Regions from separate parts of the Homo sapiens genome. Here region 1 is linked to region 2. A link is an interaction called in ENCODE POLR2A ChIA-PET data of the cell type or tissue named here. Cell type or tissue: PC-9. All regions are shown on one strand. Each heading gives the region's core, and the rest is flanking DNA. Links, peaks and the distances in the headings are about the cores only.

Region 1 (10,275 bases), core at 1,315-9,314, 300 kb after region 2:
GCTCTGACAGACAGCTAGGTGCCCAGAAGGATAGATACAATCCAGGTTAAGGAATTGATATTCATTAACAATAATAATTCTTATATAGAAAGATGTTAGCTGTCATACATACGTCCTTATTTATTTATTTATTTATTTTTTGAGATGGAGTCTTGCTCTGTCACCCAGGCTGGAGTACAGTGGTGTGATCTCGGCTCACTGCAACCTCCACCTCCCCGGTTCAAGCAATTCTCCTGCCTCAGCCTCCCAAGTAGCTGGAATTACAGGTGTGTGCCACCATGCCCAGCTAATTTTTTGGTATGTTGAGTGGAGACAGGGTTTTACCACATTGGCTAGGCTGGTCTCGAACTCCTGACCTCAGGTGATCCACCTGCCTTGGCCTCCCAAAGTGCCGGGATTACAAGCGTAAGCCACCGCACCCGGCCTATTTTATTTTTTAATCAGCAATTTACAGGCCAGGCACCGTGGCTCATGCCTGTAATCCCAGAACTTTGGGAGACCAAGGCAGGTGGATCACTTGAGGTTAAGAGTTCAAGACCAGCCTGGCCAACATGTTGAAACCCCGTCTCTACTAAAAATACAAAACTAGCTGGGCATGGTGGCACATGCCTGTAATCCCAGTTACTTGGGAGCCTGAGGCAGGAGAAAGGCTTGAACCTGGGAAGTGCAGGTTGCAGTGAGCCGAGATTGCACTATTGCATTCCAGCCTGTGTGACACAGTGAGACTCCATCTCAAAAAAAAAAAAAAAAAATCAGACTGCACACGGTGGCTCACTCCTATAATCCCAGCACTTTGGGAGGCTGAGGTGGGCGGATCATGAGGTCAGGAGTTCGAGATAAGCCTGGCTAACACGGTGAAACCCTGTCTCTACTGAAAATACAAAAATTAGCCGGGTGTGGTGGTGGGCACCTGTAATCCCAGCTACTTGGGAGGCTGAGGCAGGAGAATTGCTAGATTCCGGGAGGCAGAGGTTGCAGTGAGCCAAGATCTCGCCACTGCACTCCAGCCTGGGTGACAGAGCAAGACTCCATCTCGGGGAAAAAAAAAAATCAGCAATTTACAGATAAGGCAATGGGAGGGCCAGAGAGGGTGCCTCTCACTCCCATAGTCTCTGAGCGTGATAACGGTAGCGCCAGACCAGCACACAGGCTTCATGATTTTCAGCAGCATGTTCTTCCCATCCATGCGTATTTCTGCACCCTCATTTTAATCCTAAATTCTTTGAAGCCAATCTGTGAATAATAACAAGGGAGTCTGGTTAGACTGGTCCTGTTAATGGCTAGAGTGCTGGAAACCAAAGCTGTGCATTGTGACCTAGTATTTCTCAATGAGCTCGTTCCAGCATAGAGCAGGAGGATCAGTTGTCCTGACAACATCTGTGGATAGGTAGGGGTAAAGAGGGGCTGAGGATGATTACAGATATGCGAACAATTTCACAAAACCTACCTGTACCGACCTCTCCAAAACTGTCTGCAATGGACTCTTGAGGCCTTTTTCATTTTGGATTTGTAGGAGCTGATTATAAAAGTTCTCTTCTTTCTTAGCTAGATTCTCTAGATGCTAAATCCCCATGGCATTCTCTCTAAGCAGGAAAATAAACCAAGGACAACTTGTTTCTCAGAATCACCTGAGCCCTCAGGCACTTCACACAAATATCAGCTACATGGCTGGGTGCAGTGGCTCACACTTGTAATCCCAACATTTTGGGAGGCTGAGGCAGAAGGATCACTTGAGGCCAGCAGTTTGACAGCAGCCTGAGCAATATAGTGAGACACTGTCTCTATTTTAATGTAATATTAAAACATTGTTTAAAAAATTAGAATTAACAAACAAACAAAAACGTGCAAAAAAATATATGCACGATGACCAGAGCTTCCCTTAAAAAGAAGGAAGCTTGGGCTGAGTGCAGTGGCTCACGCCTTTAATCCCAGCACTCTGGGAGGCCGAGGCAGGAGGATCAATTGAGGCCAGGAGTTTGAGACCAGCCTGGACAACATGGTAAAACCCTGTCTGTACAAAATATACAAAAATTAGCCGGGCATGGTGGCATGTGCCTGTAATCCCAGCTACTCAGGAGGCTGAGATGGGAGGATGGCTTGAGCCTGGGAGGCTGAGGCTGCAGTGAACCAAGATTGTGCCATTGCATTCCAGCCTAGGCAACAGAGCAGGATCCTGTGGGGAAAAAAAATAAAAATAAAAAAAGAAGGTTGTAAAGTGAGGAACTTGCCCCAACTTCTTTTTTGGGTTGATTTCTCTTGCCCCCAGATTGTGGGGATGTGGACCATTGGTAAAAAGGGATTAACAAACTCAAGGTCTGAGACCTCTTTTCCCAATCCTTCCTGGGTTTTTTCTGCTGAAATGGAAACCCCCAGCTGTCAGCCCCTTCCATCACGACCTGCCCCCTTCATCCTCCTTCCCGCCTGGGATTTTCACAAGGATATTAGGTCAGAGAGGAGCCATCCACCAGAGCGTAATGGAATTTTTTCATGTTGGGGTCAGCCTTTTTGACAATTGGCATCTGAGGCTTCTTCTCCAGCAGCTCCAGCCAGAAACTCTGTGAGCACTGCTGATCCCTGCTCTCCTCCACGCCTTCCAGGTCCTCATAGCGGCGCCGGATAAGTTGTTTGTTGACGCCCTCTTTTTTTTGCTTTGCTTCTTCTATTTTGCTGTTCAAAAGAAGAGAATTCAAGACACGGCTTGCTTCTTGGTCTTATCAAGGTCTGCAGGAGGGCCAGGGGCTCTGTTTGAGGCCCCTGGAGCCTCACCTTTACATGGATGTAATAAGCTTCCTTTAAGTCGGAAGAGCTGGATTTCAAGATTCATCCTGAGTCCCTAGCTAGTGTGTATTGAGTGCTTCCAATTTAAACAGTTATTGAGCACCTCCTGTGTGTGCAGCACTGTACCAGAGGCTGTAGGAAATATAAGGAATAGTGCATCGTCCCTGTGCTCACAGGAGCAGCATGGAGCAGTACAGGCTCTAGATAAGAACGAACTGTGAGGCCGGGCGTGGTGTCTCATGCCTGTAATCCCAGCATTTCGGAAGGCTGAGGTGGGTGGATCACTTGAAGCCAGAAGTTTGAGACCAGCCTCGCCAACGTGGTGAAATCCTGTCTTTACTAAAAATAACAACAACAAAAAAAAATTTATCTGGGCATGGTGGCATGCGCCTGTAATCCCAGCTACTCAGGAGGCTGAGGCACAAGAATTGCTTCAAACTTGGGAGGCAGAGGCTGCGTGAGCCGAGATCACACCACTGCACTCCAGCCTGGGCAACAGAGCAAGACTCTGTCTAAAAAAAATAAAAATAAAAAATAAACTAAATGTGAATCCTGACTCTGCCACTTGGCACCACGGGAATGAGGACAGACTACTAAACTCCTCTGAGTCTTGGTTTCTTCATCTGTAAAATGGGGACGCTAATACCTATTGGAAATGTAAGAATTATCTGATTAATGAATACAAACCTCTGCGCATAGACCCCCGCCTTTAGTATGCATCCTACAAATCCTAGTTGTTATGGTTACAATTTGGTGAGGAACCTACACATTTGTTAATAATAACGTGGTAAAGGAAAAAATACCTGTCATTCCTAGGTTTTACACTGAGACCCTGATATGAAGGTAGCATCTTAGAATATTCATGTATCATTCACAAATATTCATTAGGTTTCTTCCACAGGCAAGACTCATAACAAAAGAAGTGCCTGAGTTATACGGCTACGTGGCTACGTGGTAAAGCCAGGATTCAATGTCATGCACACCCCAATTCCAAATTCATTACTAGACCTCCCCGGGCTCTGTATCTGAGGATAAAGCTGATGAAGCAGACCTTCCTAGTTCTTGCCCAGCCCAGCTTTTCAATCCCAACACACATGCACACACGTGCACGTGTGTGTATGCACATACTTATAAACACAACCACAGACACTCCTGTACCCAAGCATGCCAAACAGTAGCTGTTAGCAACATTCCATTAGAAGCCTCAGTCAGGTGCAGTGGCTTACACCTGTAATCCCAACACACTGGGAGGCCGAGGCAGGAGGATTGCTTGAGGCCACGAGTTCAAGACCAGCCTGAGTAGCACGGCAAGACCATGTCTCTAAAAATAATAGTATAATAAAAATTAAAAGGAGAAGCCTCCAGGAGTCAAGCTGGTAAAGCAGAGGTCATGTACTGGAGAGACATGCTTAGCTCTCTTGGACACCAGCATCACCTGTTTAATATCTGCATAGACTGGCTGGCTTGCCTCTACTCCTTGGCCCCAGCACCCAAAGGCAGGCTGCTGGGCTTCTCACTCATTGAAACAGATGTGGGGGCTGGGTGCAGTGGATCACACCTGTAATCCCAGCATTTTGGGAGGCTAAGGCAGGCAGATGACTTGAGGCCAAGAGTTCGAGAGCAGCCTGGCCAACATGGTGAAACCCTGTCTCTACTAAAAATACACAAATTAGCCGGGCATGGTGGTGCACGCCTGTAATCCCAGCTACCTGAGAGGCTGAAGCAGGAGAATCGCTTGAACCCGAGATGGGGAGATTGCAGTGAGCTGAGATCGCACCACTGCCCTCCAGCCTGGGTGACAGAGAGAGACTCCGTCTAAAAACAAAACAAAACAAAACAAAACACAGTGTGGGGATGTAACCGGACAGAATGAAGACCAACCCTTGAGAACAGCCAGAAGTACCAGGACCCTAGTTAGGAGAAGTTAGGAGACTTGGGAGCCTTCTTCTCAAAGAAGTCAGCAGTTTGTGCATTTCCAATGTGGACATAGAGTAAAGCTCAAAACAAACAACTAGATCTCAGCAACAGCGTGAAGACAAATCTCTGAAGCCACCCTTGGAGAGTTCCTTCAGATTCAGAGCAGAGTCCACTGGGAATCCCCAGTAGTTTTCATTTTTAAGGCATGCTTAAAATTTCCTAAAATTGAGCTTACATATGTCAAGGAGGATTTGGAGTGTTGAGGAGAATTGGTCTCTGTGTTTTGTGTGTGTGTGTATACATGTGGCACATTTACTGGATGGGTGTGGGGCTTGGGGAGTGGGAAGAGCTATGCTGAAAGGAAACTTTTTAAAGGATTAAGAATAAGGGCCGGGCGCGGTGGCTCACGCCTGTAATCCCAGCACTTTGGGAGGTCGAGGCGGGTGGATCATGAGGTCAGGAGATCGAGACCATCCTGGCTAACAAGGTGAAAGCCCGTCTCTACTAAAAATACAAAAAATTAGCCGGGCGCGGTGGCGGGCGCCTGTAGTCCCAGCTACTCGGGAGGCTGAGGCAGGAGAATGGCGTGAACCCGGGAAGGGGAGCTTGCAGTGAGCCGAGATTGCGCCACTGCAGTCCGCAGCCCGGCCTGGGCGACAGAGCGAGACTCCGTCTCAAAAAAAAAAAAAAAAAAAAAAAAAAAAAAAGAATAAGTACTTGGAAATAATACAGCTGATTAAGAAAGCAGGGAAAAGTATAATAGCAACACCATTGTTGGGGAAGGAACTAGAGCCAGAAGGGTGGATAAGGGCCAGATCTGCCACTCACTGAGTAGTTGGAAAATAGAAATGCTTGGTTAAAACAACTGCCCCCTCTCCCTTCCCTTTTGTCTCTTCTCTTGCTTCCCTCCTCCTGACTCTCCTTCCTTTCTTTCCCATATTCTCATGAAAATGTATCCCACTGTCAAAAATGAGGTGAGCGGGCAGAATTTTTGAACAATGTGACAAAAGCAAAGCACTTATAGATTGCCACTCTTCCCCACCCCAGAACACACGCATGCCACTCCATTGAAAAGCACCAAAGGCTGGCAGAATGTCAGCCTAACAACACATATTTACAAGCCCAAGCCTAATGACCACTTTCCAAGCCTACACCACAGCCCTTTCATTCAGTGCCTATACGGGATTCTATTTTTCTGACTTTCTACAAATGGACCTTTTGGATTATTCTTAAAAGAAAGCTAAGTACTCTAAAGTATGAGTACCTATAATCATTGGGAGAAAAAAGGCACACTTCCCCTCCCTACTAACAAGGCCAAAAATTCAGATACAAAAGCCCTTGTGCAAAAAAAAAACCCAGGCAAAATCTCTCACATTCTATAAATGCCACATTAATCAAATACGTTGAGTAGGCAGCTGTAATTTGGGAAAGTTCCCCATTACCTTTTTAAAAGCAGTGCTTCCTTTTCTAATCCCTTTAACATGCCCTAGACAAAGAGTCTTTTAGTCATTGTGTCAAGGCCAATCAGCCTGGCGTGCCAACAAAGACGGCCTTTTCTCTGCCTTTTCTCAAGGTTGACAGTGGTAGTTGTCCTGCTTTCCTCTTGCCTGAGGGCCAGAAGTTGATCCCTGGATTCTCCAACAGGTGACAATTATCACCAAGTTTATTCATTTGTCAAAGGTACCCTAATACTTGCACAAAATGGTTTCTTGGAAGTTTCAGGCAGCTGGTCATTCCCAGGGAAAGCCATTTTCAGGTCTTACGGAACAGTCATTCTCTAACTCACAAGTTACCCAATTGTTCTAGCCCTCTAAGACAGAGGCTGGAATAAAAGGGAACTACATCTCAAAAAGGAACTATATCTCAAATCTCAAACTACATCTCAAAGCCAATCTTTATCTCAGATTGGCTCTAATCTAATAGTAAGCTAAATTCAATATGGTAGGGGCACTCGTTGAATGTAAGAGCTGAAGGATGCTTGGAGAATATCTAATCCCATTTTACAGATGAGGGAGCCAAATGCAGAAAAGGGAACAATAATTGCAACATAATAGTTAACTGCTTATCAAACATTTGCTATACTCTAGAGACTGTGCTAAGGTATTTAGCTTATGATTTCATTTAATGCTTTCAATAACCCTATGAGGCAGATTCTATTAGGATTCCCATTTTACACGAGGAAAGTAGAGCTTTGAGAAGCTAAATGTCTCAAATCCCATGATTGGCAAATGAGAGTCATGTGGACTCCAGAGCCTGGGTTCTAAACCTTTATGCTATATTGACTCTTATATCCCTGGTCGCACACCTAAAGAATAGTAGGATCAGGATTAGAAGCAAGCCCAGAATTCCCCTGCTTTGCACCGCCATGCTGCAACAGTGAATATGACTAAAATCAGAGAACTTGAGTGTCATCAATTACAGACCAGAGATCTGATTCAGCACCAGACAGAAGGTCCACATAGACCCTTCCTGGGGAATGAGCTCTGCTTTCAGAAGTACCTTGGGAACTGGTCTGGGATAGTTTCACTATGTTTGTCAGACCAGACTTCTTGTGATAAATCCACAGAGTCTATCCCAGGGTAGACTTGCCCCTGGAGTTAGAGAAGCTTCTGTCTTTTTTCCTGCCCTTAATCTCCCTGGGCCTGACTTAATAGTAAAGTTCTATAATGTTCCATGTTGAGCAAACATAGAAATTTGGTAGGGTAACTAGGCTGAAAGTTCTGATTTGCCTAAAATTGCAATTCATCCAGCAAGTATTAATTTAATCTCCATGGTATTTCTAATGCCAGTAACCTGGGGATGTTAAGATTTTGCTGCTTTTCTTACAGAAATGTTTCATCATACACATAAAATTACATGTGCTGTTTTTAAAGCTTGGAGTCTACGCATGACAGATCCCTTGGGAATGAATTCTAGCAACTTCAGCAAATCTCATTAAAAAACCACTGCCGTGAGAGTTTGTTATTATGGGTCATGTATAATGGCCTCTTACTCATCCCTGCTGCTGTGTGCCAGCTAAACTCTCCTCCTCTATCATCATCTCTGTCAAGCCATCTCTTCTTGGTTCTAAACCCACTTGTTTCAAGAAAGCTCCTCTGGGCCGGGCACAGTGCCTCATGCCTGTAATCCCAGCACTTTGGGAGGGTGAGGGGGGTGGATCACTTGAGGTCAGGAGTTCAAGACCAGCCTGGCCAACATGGTGAAACCCTGTCTCTACTAAAAATACAAAAATTAGCTGGGCATGGTGGTGCATGCCTATAATCCCAGCTACTTGGGAGACTGAGGCAGGAGAATTGCTTGAACCTGGGAGGGGGACGTCGCAGTGAGCGAAGATCATGCCACTGCACTCCAGCCTGGGTGACAGAGCGAGACTCCGTCTCAAAAAAAAAAAAAAAAAAAAGAAACAACCTCTGATGGTATTACGTTATTATTTTTAAAATACCTTTTACTTGCTTAGTGCTTTAGTGTCTACAAAACATGTTTATGTATATTGTGTTGATTTCAGCTTTATAACCCGCAGTACTAAACAGAGACATGTTATTTTCCCTAACTGACTGAAGACATTGAGGTTCAGGGAGTCCAAGTAACTTACACAAGATCCCGCACCCATTGACTAAGGAACCTGAGTGTTCTGACCTCAACTGGGGTTTTACATTCTTTCAAATAAAAAAAATGCTTCATTATTCAGAACAGTTTTAGGTTCATAGCAAAATAAAGCAGAAAACACACACACTTCCTGTACACTCCCTGCAAGTTTGGTTTTCTTTCCATTAAAATATGCTACCTACTCCTAAAGGGCTAGGATTACAGGTGTGAGCCACTGTGCCCAGCCAGAAATTTCTTAAAAGATCAAGAAATACAAAGTTAAATCTCTCTAATTATTAAAGAAATAGACACTTAAAAGAGTATTTTTTGCCTACCAATTTTGCAAAGTTGAACAAGCATGTTAATTCTGTTCAGTGCTAAGGATGCTGTGATGGAGCTGCACGCGGTGGCTCATGCCTGTCATCTCAGTATTTTGGGAGGCTGAAGCAGGAGGATGGCCTAAGGCCAGGAGTTCGAGACCAGCGTGGGCAACAGAGCAAGACTGCATTTCTTAAAAAAAAAAAAAAAAAAAAAGAATGCTGCAATGGGATCTCTCATACTTTGCTATGAAAAGTTAGCTGGCATTTTTGTTTGAAAAGCGATTTTGTGGTACATCTCTAGAGCCTTAAAAATGTTCATATCCTTTAACAAAATTTCACTTTGAGAAATCTAGCTTTAGGAAGGACCCAAAGAAACAAAAAAAATGTAGGATAGTTGTACAAACATAAATGTTCAATAATAGGAGAATGGTTCAAAAAAATCATAGACCATCCATGCAATGGAATTCAAAGCAGCCATTCAAAATCTTTTTTCTGAAGAACTTAATATCACAGGAAAATGCTAATGATCAAGTGAAAGAATAAAAAAGCAGGACAAAAATGTTATTCAAAAAATAAGTATATTATATATATATATATATACACACACACACACAAATACATAGTATATATTCACTATATGTATGCGTGGGGTGTGTGTGTATGTATATTGGAGAAAAGTTTGGAAGAAAATATGCCAAAATGTTGAAACGGTATTCTCTTGGTGATAATATTGTGTGATTTTAATTTCTTTCTGACACCTTTCTAAATTTTTGAAAAATTTAAATACCAAGCATCTTTATGTTTAAAATACACCCTGAAAAGCGATAAGTGGTTTTTTTCACACCAGATGCTAGGTGAAGAACTGGAGTAGAAACAATTCATGGTGAAAAATGGGCCGGGCAAAGTGGCTCACACCTGTAATCCCAACACCCTGGGAGGCCAAGGCAGGAAGATCACTTGAGCCCAGGAGTTTGTGACCAGCCTGGGCAACATAGCAAGACCCTATCTCTATAAAAAATTTTAAAATTAACTGGGTGTAATGGCACACACCTGTAGTCCCAGCTACCCAGGAGGCTGAGGCAGGAGGATCACTAGAGCCCAGTAGTTTTAGATGACAGTAAGCCATGCTGTGCCACTGCACTCCAGCCTGGGGGACAGAGCAGGACTCTGTTTCTAAAAATAATAACATAAATAAAAAAGAAAAATAAATAAATGGACTTAGGAGTCACATAAAGCTGGGTTTTACCTCTGGCTCTGCCTTTTTCTAGCTGTATCACTGTGAACAAATGGCCACACTTTATGGTACATCGGTACCATCTGTAAAGTGGGGTCATCATACCTGTCTCATGGGGTTTTTGTGAGGAGTATACATGACCTATTTAAAGCATCAGGTCTGCTGTCTAGCACAGACTAGATATTTTGTCAGTGGTTTCTATTGTTACCTCCTGATTATTTGATTTGTCCTCTGTTGATTGTTAGCTTGCTGAAATGCTTAGTTTCCCATTCTAGGAGATAAGTTCCTTGAATATAGGGACTGGATTTATGTTTTCTTAGAACGGTGCTTTGCCTACAACTGACTTTTCTTTCCCTGGCTTCCTCTTTTCTTCCTTCCCTCCTCCCCACTACTTTCCTTTTTTGTTTGTTTTTACTCCCCACTATTTTCACATATAATCCT
Region 2 (10,275 bases), core at 659-8,658:
GTGACACCTACAAATTTCCTAATAACCTATAAAGCACTAGTTGTTCTTAAAAACAATTTGAAATAGCCACTTAAAAAATGATCAGCAAAGCACTTTCACCATTGTTATTCTATTCAGAAGAACATTTTAATCTCTGTGCTTCTAGCATACTGTTGCCTCTGCTCTCAGCCACTTCCTTGCATGGTAAATCAAGAGTAAAACTGCACGGTATTGGGAAAGAAGAAAAAGAAGAACAAAAAGTCAGTAGCTAACCTAAGTGCAAAAAGTGTTGGCAATATCTTTCCCTGTTATACTCACAAAAATCTATGTTTATGTATTCTTAAAAATAGGCCGGCACAGTGACTCACACCTGTAATCTCAGCACTTTGGGAAGCTAAGGTGGGAAGATTGCATGAGCTCAGGAGTTCAAGATCAGCCTGGGGAACATATGGAGACCCCATCTCTAAAAAAAAAATTTTTTTTTTTGAGACAGAATCTCTCTCTGTCACCTAGGCTGGAGTGCAGTGGTGGGATCTTCGCTCACTGCAACCTCCGCCTCCTGGGTTCAAGCAATTCTCCTGCCTCAGCCTCCTGAGTAGCTGGGACTACAGGTGCCTGCCACCATACTTGGCTAATTTTTGTATTGTTAGTAGAGATGGGGTTTAATCATGTTCATGTTAGCTAGGCTGGTCTCAAACTCCTGACCTCAAGTGATCTGCCCAGCTCAGCCTCCCGAAGTCCTGGTATTACAGGGGTGAGCTACCACACCTGGCATACAAAAAAATATTTTTAAAGTTAGCCGGGTATGGTAGTGCATGCCTGTGGTCCCAGCTACTCAAGAGGCTGAGGTGGGAGAACTGCTTGGGCCATGGAGGTGGAGGCTGCAGTGAGCCGTGATTGTGCCACTGCATTCCAGCCTGGGTGACAGAGTGAGATGCTGTCTCAAAAAAAACCAAAAACCAAAATTTTCCTGACATTCCCTAGCAAGCAGACTCAGAATGAGAAAAAAAAAAAAAAAAAGAAGAAGAAAAAATTTACCTGGCTGAGAGAATGAAGGAACGTTCTACACTTTCAATCTTTAATTCATTCTGATAGGCTTCTTGGGTAGGTTTTCTGACCTGGAAGAAAGCACAACAATTTGAGCCGACTCATCCTACTGAAAACCATATCAATGAGCTGAAGTTGTCCAATGGCCCTGGCTGCTTACATCCACAACCAATCTTCCTATCCAGCTTTCTCTACTGCTGTTCTCCTTCATCTACTCTATGCTTCAGATGAATTGAAAAGCCCACACACCAGCCCACCTTTCCCACCTCCAGGACTTTGCTCACAGTATGCCCTCCACCTGGAATGCCTTTCCCTTACATCTCAGCATGGCCAAATGTGACCTATACTTTAAGGTCCACTGGCTCTTCCTCCTCTTTCTCCTTCTTTCCTAGCTGCTCTCAAAAGCTACAGGCCAGTCCCCACCATGACCATCAAACACTGCAAGTTCTTTATTTTCTGAATTCCCAAAACTGTAATTGTGCCTTTATAGTGATATTTATTACTGTCTACTTTATAGGTATTTACGTGTAGTGTACTGTCTTCCCAACTAGTTGCTAAGTCCCTGGGGGAGGAAAGACAATAAGAATCATGCTTCAACTTATCTTCATATCTTCCACCAAACCCATTACTGTTTTGTTTATAGTAGTTCTCAATAAATATCCTATGAATACATTAATGCATGAGTGAACAAATGACTACATGAATGAATAATCAAATGCATAAACAGGCAGGGCGCAGTGGCTCACGCCTGTAATCTCAGCACTTTGGGATGCGACGGTGGGTGGATCACTTGAGGTCAGGACTTTGAGACCAGCCTGGCCGACATAGTGAAACCCCGTCTCTGTGAAAAATACAAAAATTAGCTGAGCCTGTAGTCCCATCTACTCAAGAGGCTGAGTCAGGAGAATCTCTCAAACTCGGGAGGCAGAGGTTGCAGTGAGCTGAGATCGCACCACTGCACTCTAGCCTGGGTAACAGAGTGAGACTCTGTCACAAAAAAACAAAACAAAACAAAACAAATGCATAAACAGTAACATATATAGACAGAAAAGTAAAGGATATAAGAAAGATGTTTATCTTAGGGAATTTTCTCTAAAATATATATTTGTTGTTGTTATTATTTTTAATAGAGATGGGGGTTTCACTGTGTTGCCCAGGCTGGTCTCTAACTCTTGAGCTCAAGTTATTATCCTGCCTCAGCCTCCCAAAGTGCTGGGACTACAGGTGTGAGCCACTACGCCCAGCCTTTATTTGGGCTTTTTTTTTTTTTTTTGAGAAGGAGTCTCACTCTGTTGCTCCAGCTGGAGTGTAGTCGCGCGAGCTCAGCTCACTGACACCTCCGCCTCCCAGGTTCAAGCGATTCTCCTGCCTCAGCCTCCTGAGTAGCTGGGATTACAGGTGTGCGCCACCACGCCTGGCTAATTTTTGTTTGTTTTTTTTTTGTATTTTTAGTAGAGATGGAGTTTCACTATGTTGGTCAGGCTGATCTCAAACTCCTGACCTTGTGATCCACCGGCCTCAGCCTCCCAAAGTGCTAGGATTATAGGCATGTGAGCCACCACACTGACCTTATTTGGGTTTAAAAACAAATCACCTGGGTGGGCATCATGTCTCACACCTATGTAACCCCAGCACTTTGGGAGGCCAAGGCAGGCTGATCACCTGAGGTCAGGAGTTCGAGACCAGCCTGCCAACATGGTGAAACCCGTCTCTACCGAAAATACAAAAATTAGCCAGGCGTGGTGGTGGGTGCCTGTAGTCCCAGCTACTCAGGAGGCTGAGGCAGAAGAATCACTTGAACCCAGGAGGTGGAGGTTGCAGTCAGCCAAGATTGTACCACTGCACTCCAGCCTGGGTGACAGAATGAGACCCCGTCTCAAACAAAACAAAACAAAACAAAACAAAACAAAAAACAAAACATCTAACAGATGCACACACCTTCATTCCAGCCAGTGAGAGCATGTTGTTCAGTTTATACATCCCAGACTGCACTGGTGTTGTATACAGCAGGGCATCATTAAACTGAAAGTAGAAACATTTCAGGGGAGAAAGTAAAGAAACACATTACTGCCACAAAGATTTTGACAAGATACAAGATTAAAGGATAAATAATACCTCTTTGCTAATAGCTCTCTGAATAAAATACTTATATTCTGCTATATACACTAGAACTACCCAGAATGTTTATTAGAATATAATTTAAAAGGCACTTTCTGGAAAACGTGCTTTATTTCCAAGTTCTGTAACAGATTTAATGTTTTTTGAATTCTAAATCCCACAAAGGTATTAGTCTGCCTAAACAAATGATTAGAACAATTTTCCAAGTTAGAAATGGAATAAATTCCAAAAAGAAATAATCTTCTGGTTATACATCATAACAGACGTTATTTCCCATACTTGAAATGCAATTAAGTGGTACGGCCAGTTCAAGAAGCTGGTGAGGCTGATATTTGAAGGTGCTAAGCTTATCTACCATGTATAAACGTCTCCTTTCCTTAAGCAACTATCCCTACCTCGGCCACATCAGAACTACACAAGTCCTCTTACCAGGAAAAACATTCGAGGTTGCATCACTTTCCGAGACAGCTTCATCAGAATTCCTTCTTTGAGAAAAACCTGATTCACCCAAACAAACACCCATTTAGTCCTACCATCACAACACAACGACAATATAATTTCCTTTTCAACTTTCTTCCCTGAGAATTTTTTTCATGACAGACTGGGGAGCCACAGTTTCCTTGAGATTTTTTACAGTCATAGTTAATTTTAAACCCTTAAATCATTTAGGAATCGGACAAGCAAGCAGGGTTGGATAATTCCAATATTGGCCCCTGGGATACTGTATGGAGGCACATGTAATTGACTGAGCGTGTACTTGATCCTGAAGCATACCCAACATCCTGACAACCGCATTTTGTAATTTTCCCGAATTAATTCCCTAGGCCACTTTTGTGCTATATGAGGAGGATCAAAATACCAATCTCCCCCCTCCCTTCATAATCCTCTCTTACATTAAAGATGTTAAATGAAATTGTCTTCAAAACTGTGTGAGGTCGCTGGCATCACACAAGAAAACGATCCCATTAAATCAGATACTCTGTGGGGTCCCTTGCCGCTCCCCTAATTGAACTGGACTTACTTCATAAATGGGCTTATTCCTAATTGAATTGTCACAGTGACTTACATCATGAATGTTTTGAACGGATAAAGTGATCAAAATTGAATCAATGAAGAGTAACAAAAACAACCTATTTTTATAAAATGATAAACAGATACAGATGGTACCTAAATGCATCGTATTAAGTTTGCGAAAAGCAATGTAAAATGCTTACCCGACCAGGCTGCACAATTTCATGGTGTCCATTTAAGCTGTACTGAATTTGCATAAGTTTCTGAAAGTTGTCCTACAGAAAGACAATGGAAAGCATATGAAGGCCTGGGCTTTCAGGTTCAAGACCACACCAGCCACTGACAACAAGACACTTACTCCTTGCTTCATGGTGTCATTGGCGTGGTTGGCTACCTCTATAACAACAGCAAGGGCATCTGAAATAGGCAGGAACAAAACGTGCATTTAGTAATTACAATGGAAACAAATAGTTTGCAACATTAAGCAATTCCAGGGGACAAGATAGCTAGTTTATAGCAACCAACCTCTGGAGGAGCTTATTGACTGTGAGTAGGCAGAAATATAAGGTTCAATGAAGGCAAAACCAAACCAAACCAAACAACACCACCACCACCAAAAACCTGGCCAAAACAATATATAGGGAAACAATGAGCCAAAAGAAGACTCTAAAGAGACACTGTAGACCATGTTTACTAACAGTATGAATGTCAGGGTTGTTTTGTGCTGTGATTTGATTATCCTATTCAAGTTTACAAAGATAAGGATGGGATTTCACCTGGAAGATAAGGACCAGCCCAGTATAAACTGTCTTGGGAGAAAAGGATCGTGAGGAAAAAGGATCTTGTTATAGGAAATAAAAACTACAAGAAATGACTAAGATCAGGTCTCAGTCTCTTAGTCTGATTCCAAGAGGCATGAATTAGAAATGGGGGAAATGCCACATGGAAGCATCCCAGATCTTAGGAATTTGCAAGTGTCATTTTGTGAGCTGGGTTATTAGCTTCATGGGCCTATCTGTGTTTTATTCTTTTTATTAACCCTTTGCCTTTAGCAAAGTGTTTTTCCATACTCCAGCCTTGTCATCTTTATAACTAGGTCTAAAGGAAAAAGTCTGCATTTTCTCAGCTTTGGGGCTGCAGTTATTCTCAACCCAAGGCCATAGTGCTCCCTTAGGGACATGTGAACCTGTGTAAAGACAATTTTTGCTTGTCACAATGACCAGGAAGATCCACTGGCCTTTGGTGGGTAGGAGGCAGGGATGCCAAACTCCATGCAATACTCCTTAGAAACCCACACAAAGATTATTCAGAACAATATGACAGTAGCATTCCCACTGAGAAAAACTGGTAGAGTGTTAGAGAGGGAAGCATCTCCTCCTGAGGCTGCTGTGGCAGTGACAGTGGTCATCAAAAAAAGGACTATTAAAAAAAAGAGTGGCTGGGCGCGGTGGCTCACGCCTGTAATCCGAACACTTTGGAAGGCTGAGGTGGGCGGATCATTTGAGCTCAGGAGATCGAGACCAGCCTCAGCAATAAGGTAAAACCTTGTTTCCACAAAAAATCCAAAAATTAGCTGGGTGTCGTGGCTCATGTCTGCAGTCCAGCAATTTGGGGCGCTCAGGTGGGAGGATCATTTGAGCCCAGGAGGTCAAGGCTGCAGTGAGCCCAGATCACACCACTGCATTCCAGCCTAGGTGACAGAATGAGGCCCTGTCTCAACAAAACAAAACGAAACAAAAACAACAACAGTAAATCAATTTCTGAAAAGGGGTTGAGGTGTTTTGGTCCAGTTATTGTAATCTATCAAAGGACTGTCTTCCTGGTACCAGCCGTGGAGGCTTCTGTATTCTTTTTTTTTTTCTTGCTCTGTCACCCAGGTTGGAGTGCAGTGGCGCGATCTTGGCTCACTGCAAGCTCCACCTCCCGGGTTCACACCATTCTCCTGCCTCAGCCTCCCAAGTAGCTGGGACTACAGGCACCTGCCACCACGTCCAGCTAATTTTTTGTATTTTTAGTAGAGACGGGGTTTCACCGTGTTAGCCAGGATGGTCTTGATCTCCTGACCTCGTGATCCGCCCGCCTCAGCCTCCCAAAGTGCTGGGATTACAGGTGTGAGCCACCACACCCGGCCTGTATTCTTTCCACATGTATCATCATCACTATTATTAAAGGAAAGCAGGTTTTTCCTTATATAGAGACCCTGACTATATATCAGAATTTTTTTTTTTTTTTGAGACAGTCTTGCTCTGTCTCCCAGGCTGAAGTGCAGTGGCATGATCTTGGCTTACTCAACCTCCGCCTCCCAGATTCAAGCAATTCTCCTGCCTCAGTCTCCTGCATAGCTGACATTACAGGTGCACACCAGTATGCCCAGCTAATTTTTGTATTTTTAGTAGAGACGGGGTTTCGCCATGTTGGCAGGGCTGGTCTCAAACTCCTGACCTCAGGTGATCCACCCGCCGCAGCCTCCCAAAGTGCTGGGATTACAGGTGTGAGCCACGGTACTCAGCCATGTATCAGAATTTACGGTGCCTGGTACCCTTTTCACAGCAGGTTCAAGAGGTTACCGTGGACACATTTCCTGCTTTCTGGCCTGCTGGAATTCCCGGTGGACAGGGGAGAGATGCCTTAAGATTTAATGGATGACAAAGCTGCTGCTGCTACTTGGTCACCTGGTCTCCCAAGCTCTACCTTCCCTACTCCATGCTGTGATTCTACTTTCCCCACGTCATCCCGTTAAGAGGCCCTGATGCCTCTATTCCTTTAACTCTTCTGCCTACCTTTCAAAGTTATTCTTGCCTCACCTTCCCTCACCCTTGAAGTCTCATCCACACTGCTCACCACTCTTTTTTTCCTGAGACAGAGTCTTGCTCTGTCGCCCAGGCTACAGTGCAGTCGCGGGATCTCGGCTTACTACAACCTCCATCTCCCAGGTTCAAGCGATTCTCATGCCTCAGCTACTGAGTACCTGGTATTACAGGCATGCACCCCCATGCCCCACTAATCTTTGTATTTTTAGTAGCAAAGGGTTTTGCCATGTTGCCCAGGCTGGTCTTGAATTCCTGGCCTCAAGTGACCCACCTGCCTCGGCCTCCCAAATTGCTGGGATTATAGGCATGAGCCACCACGCCCGGCCACTGCTCACCATATGATTGCTGTGCCTCTGGCCATACAGTGGGCCTCACTGTTCACTGGTTTTCTCATCTATGTCTTTGCTGTCACATGTAATTTCCTTTAAATAAGCTCCTTAATCTCTGACCCTGAATTTGTTTTATGTGTAAAATGGAGCTAATAACTCACTTTCATTGAAGGCAGAAGCCCAGGACCCAGGACAGATGTTTTCTTTCTATTCTATAAGTTCCATGTATAATTTGTATCCTCACGAGAGGGGCTGCCGTCGGGAATGCTCATTTTTCCTCTCACCCACTCTCCCACTCATCTCCAGTCCTACTTTTTCCTGCAAAGCTTCCCTGCCTCTTTAACCTTCACACTTTTCTCTGTCATCCAAATAATTCTGTCCTGCTCGGTGCACCCTTACTTTGAAGTCATTTGCTTTGTTCTTTATTTGATGGATATTATAAACTTCTTCATCAACTAGATATGATCACTGAAGACAGGAAACTTGTCAGATCCCCAACCACAAGCTTTTCCTTTAAAAAAAACCGCCTTTAAAAGCATAATGTACACAAACAGAAGATGTTAAGAGAAGTAAAATGATTAAAAGAATATATAAGAATCTCTACAAAAAGGGTTAAAAATGTTCACTTTTTACTCTGCAAATGTAAAGGATATACAAGAATGTGATCAGGCCAGGTGTGGTGGCTCATGCCTGTAATCCCAGCACTTTGGGAGACTGAGGCAGGTGGATCGCTTGAGCTCAGGAGTTCGAGACCAGCCTGGGCAAGATAGTGAAACCCTGTCTCTACAAAAAATATAAAAATTAGCAGGGTGTGATGGTATGTGCCTGTAATCCCAACTACTTGGAGGGCTGAGGCAAGAGAATTACTTGAGCCCAGGAGGTTGAGGCTGCAGTGAGCCGTGTTCATGCCACTGCACTCCAGCCTGGGTGACAAAGTAAGACTCTGTCTCAAAAAATTAAAAAAAAAAAATGTGATCAAAATTCATAAAATTAATGGACTTGCTTAACATGTTTCTGCAGTTAGACCCAGGCGTTGCTGGGCATGGTGGCTCACATCTGTAATCCCAGCACTTTGGGAAGCCAAGGTGGGCAGATCACTTGAGGTCAGGAGTTCGAGACCAGCCTGGCCAATATGGTGAAACCCCATCTCTACTAAAAATACAAAAATCAGCCGGGCATGGTGGTACATGCCTGTAGTCCCAGCTACTTGGGGGGCTGAGGCAGGATAATTGCTTGAACCCAGGAGGCAGAGGTTGCAGTGAGCCGATATCGTGCCACTGCACTCCAGCCTGGGTGACAGAGTGAGACTCTGTCTCAAACAAAAAAAGAACAAGGGGTATACCTGTGACATTTGAAAGAGGTTGTTGGGAATAAACAGAAACACCCAAACAGAATTAATCTGTGTGTATGTGTGTGTATCTGCGAGAGAGGGAGGGAGAGAGATTGTGAGGGAGAGAGACACAGGCACACAGACACAGGAACTCCAATTATCCCACTAGCTATGAGTCCCTCATGTTGTAATGGATTGTTTCCCTTAAGTACTACTAGGGCTGAGGGAAGGCTAATATCCTATTGTTAGACAGTGCCAGAATAATATGCTTTTTTAGACTCATCCCTGCTTTGTAGTTTAGTCACTTCATGGACTCATGATTTTGAAGCTTGAGGACCTTGCAGATCTGGTTCAATCCCTGTTTTTGAAAGACAAAGAAATGGACCTCTAGGGAAACTGAATATGGCACGGGCACAGAGTGACTGAGCACAGGAGGGCAAAGATTCCTGACCTCAGCCACCACGCTGGCTTCACAGTCGCAAGAGGCTGGTTCCCATGCAGGGCTGGCCATGGGTCTCCCCTGCCCATATCATCTCACCTATCCCCAGCACTGCTTTACTACTTAACTGGTTCTATGTTAATCTGCTCAAAATGGAGTTTCCAGGAAGGCCTCAAGTCTTTTTTTTTTTTTTTTTTTGAGAAGGAGTCTCGCTCTGTCGCCCAGGCTGGAGTGCAGTGGCGCTATCTCGGCTCACTGCAACCTCCGCCTTCCGGGTTCAAGCAATTCTCCTGCCTCAGCCTCCCAAGAAGCTGGGATTACAGACGTGCACCATCACACCTGGCTAGTTTTTGTATTTTTTTTAGTAGAGAAGGGGTTTCACCATGTAGGCCAGGCTGGTCTCAAACTCTTGACCTCAGGTGATCTACCCGCCTCGGCCTCCCAAACTGCTGGGATTACAGGTGTGAGCCACCGCACCTGCCCTTCAAGTCGTATGAAGAGAGTTTGTAATGGATTTTGTTATCAATATATTTTTACTTTCTAGCCCTACCTAAATAAACATAATATAAAAACTTCTGCAACCACAGAAGTTATTTACCTTGAGTGTCTCTGTAATCTCCAGCATCTTCTATGAGATTCTTCAAATAATCTAGAAAAGAAGAAAAAAAAGTATTTAAGTACAATAAACCAGTGAGCCCCAAACACATATCTTTCTTTTTCAATACTTCATTAGTCTTGCTGGTTAATATACATGCTAGTCCAACTTGTGCTAACTTTCTAAAAATGTGAAAAAATAAAGCCCTGAGATCAATTTGAAATCAAGACATAGAGTCAGAGCTAGAAAAAGCCTTGGAGGAAACATTGGTTATTTTAGAGATGAGGAATCAGATTACTGAGCAAAGGATCTCACCCAACTCACACAACCTCTAGTTGGCAGAGCCAGCATGAGAATTCAGGTCTCCTAATGCCCAATTCAGCTTTTATCCCAACACATAGGAAGTACTTTAATCTTGAGATCAGACACACGTCTAGTATAAAATTCTAAGGCATTAATCCAATCCCTAAAAGTCTCCTGGATTTGTTAATCTAAGAGTCTAACAATGCTCAGGACACCAAGGGAACTCAATATATGTATTTAAACAGGTGGTTTTCAAATGGGGACAAATTTGCCCCCTAGGGTACATCTGGCAATGTCTGGAGACAGTTGTGGTT

The links. ChIA-PET counts read pairs that join two places held together with the same protein. Peaks named below come from ENCODE experiments on the same cell type or tissue, not always from the same donor. Only the 100,000 strongest peaks of a DNase experiment are listed, where the experiment ranks them.
Region 1: POLR2A ChIA-PET joins it to region 2 with 7 read pairs; 2 of 35 experiments call an interaction of 5 or more read pairs at or near these places.

Annotation. Positions count from the first base shown.
Region 1 is chr12:95,405,471-95,415,745 of GRCh38, forward strand. LOC107984545 (a long non-coding RNA gene) reads right to left here. Exons shown (of 7, transcript XR_001749267.2): 7 at 2,469-2,667. It overlaps LOC105369917 (a long non-coding RNA gene), which reads right to left and starts at 28. Exons shown (of 11, transcript XR_001749265.1): 1 at 1-28. RefSeq lists an enhancer at 5,982-6,498. In PC-9, for the core only: no CTCF peak of the experiment used is centred there; a DNase peak (open chromatin) is centred at 7,621; H3K27ac peaks cover 445 bases.
Region 2 is chr12:95,103,990-95,114,264 of GRCh38, forward strand. It overlaps FGD6 (FYVE, RhoGEF and PH domain containing 6), which reads right to left. Exons shown (of 21, transcript NM_018351.4): 9 at 9,662-9,712; 10 at 4,514-4,572; 11 at 4,359-4,430; 12 at 3,574-3,642; 13 at 2,965-3,048; 14 at 1,018-1,097. Among named protein-coding and RNA genes, the nearest start is that of NR2C1, 36 kb to the left of the region's middle. In PC-9, for the core only: no CTCF peak of the experiment used is centred there; no DNase peak of the experiment used is centred there; H3K27ac peaks cover 2,029 bases.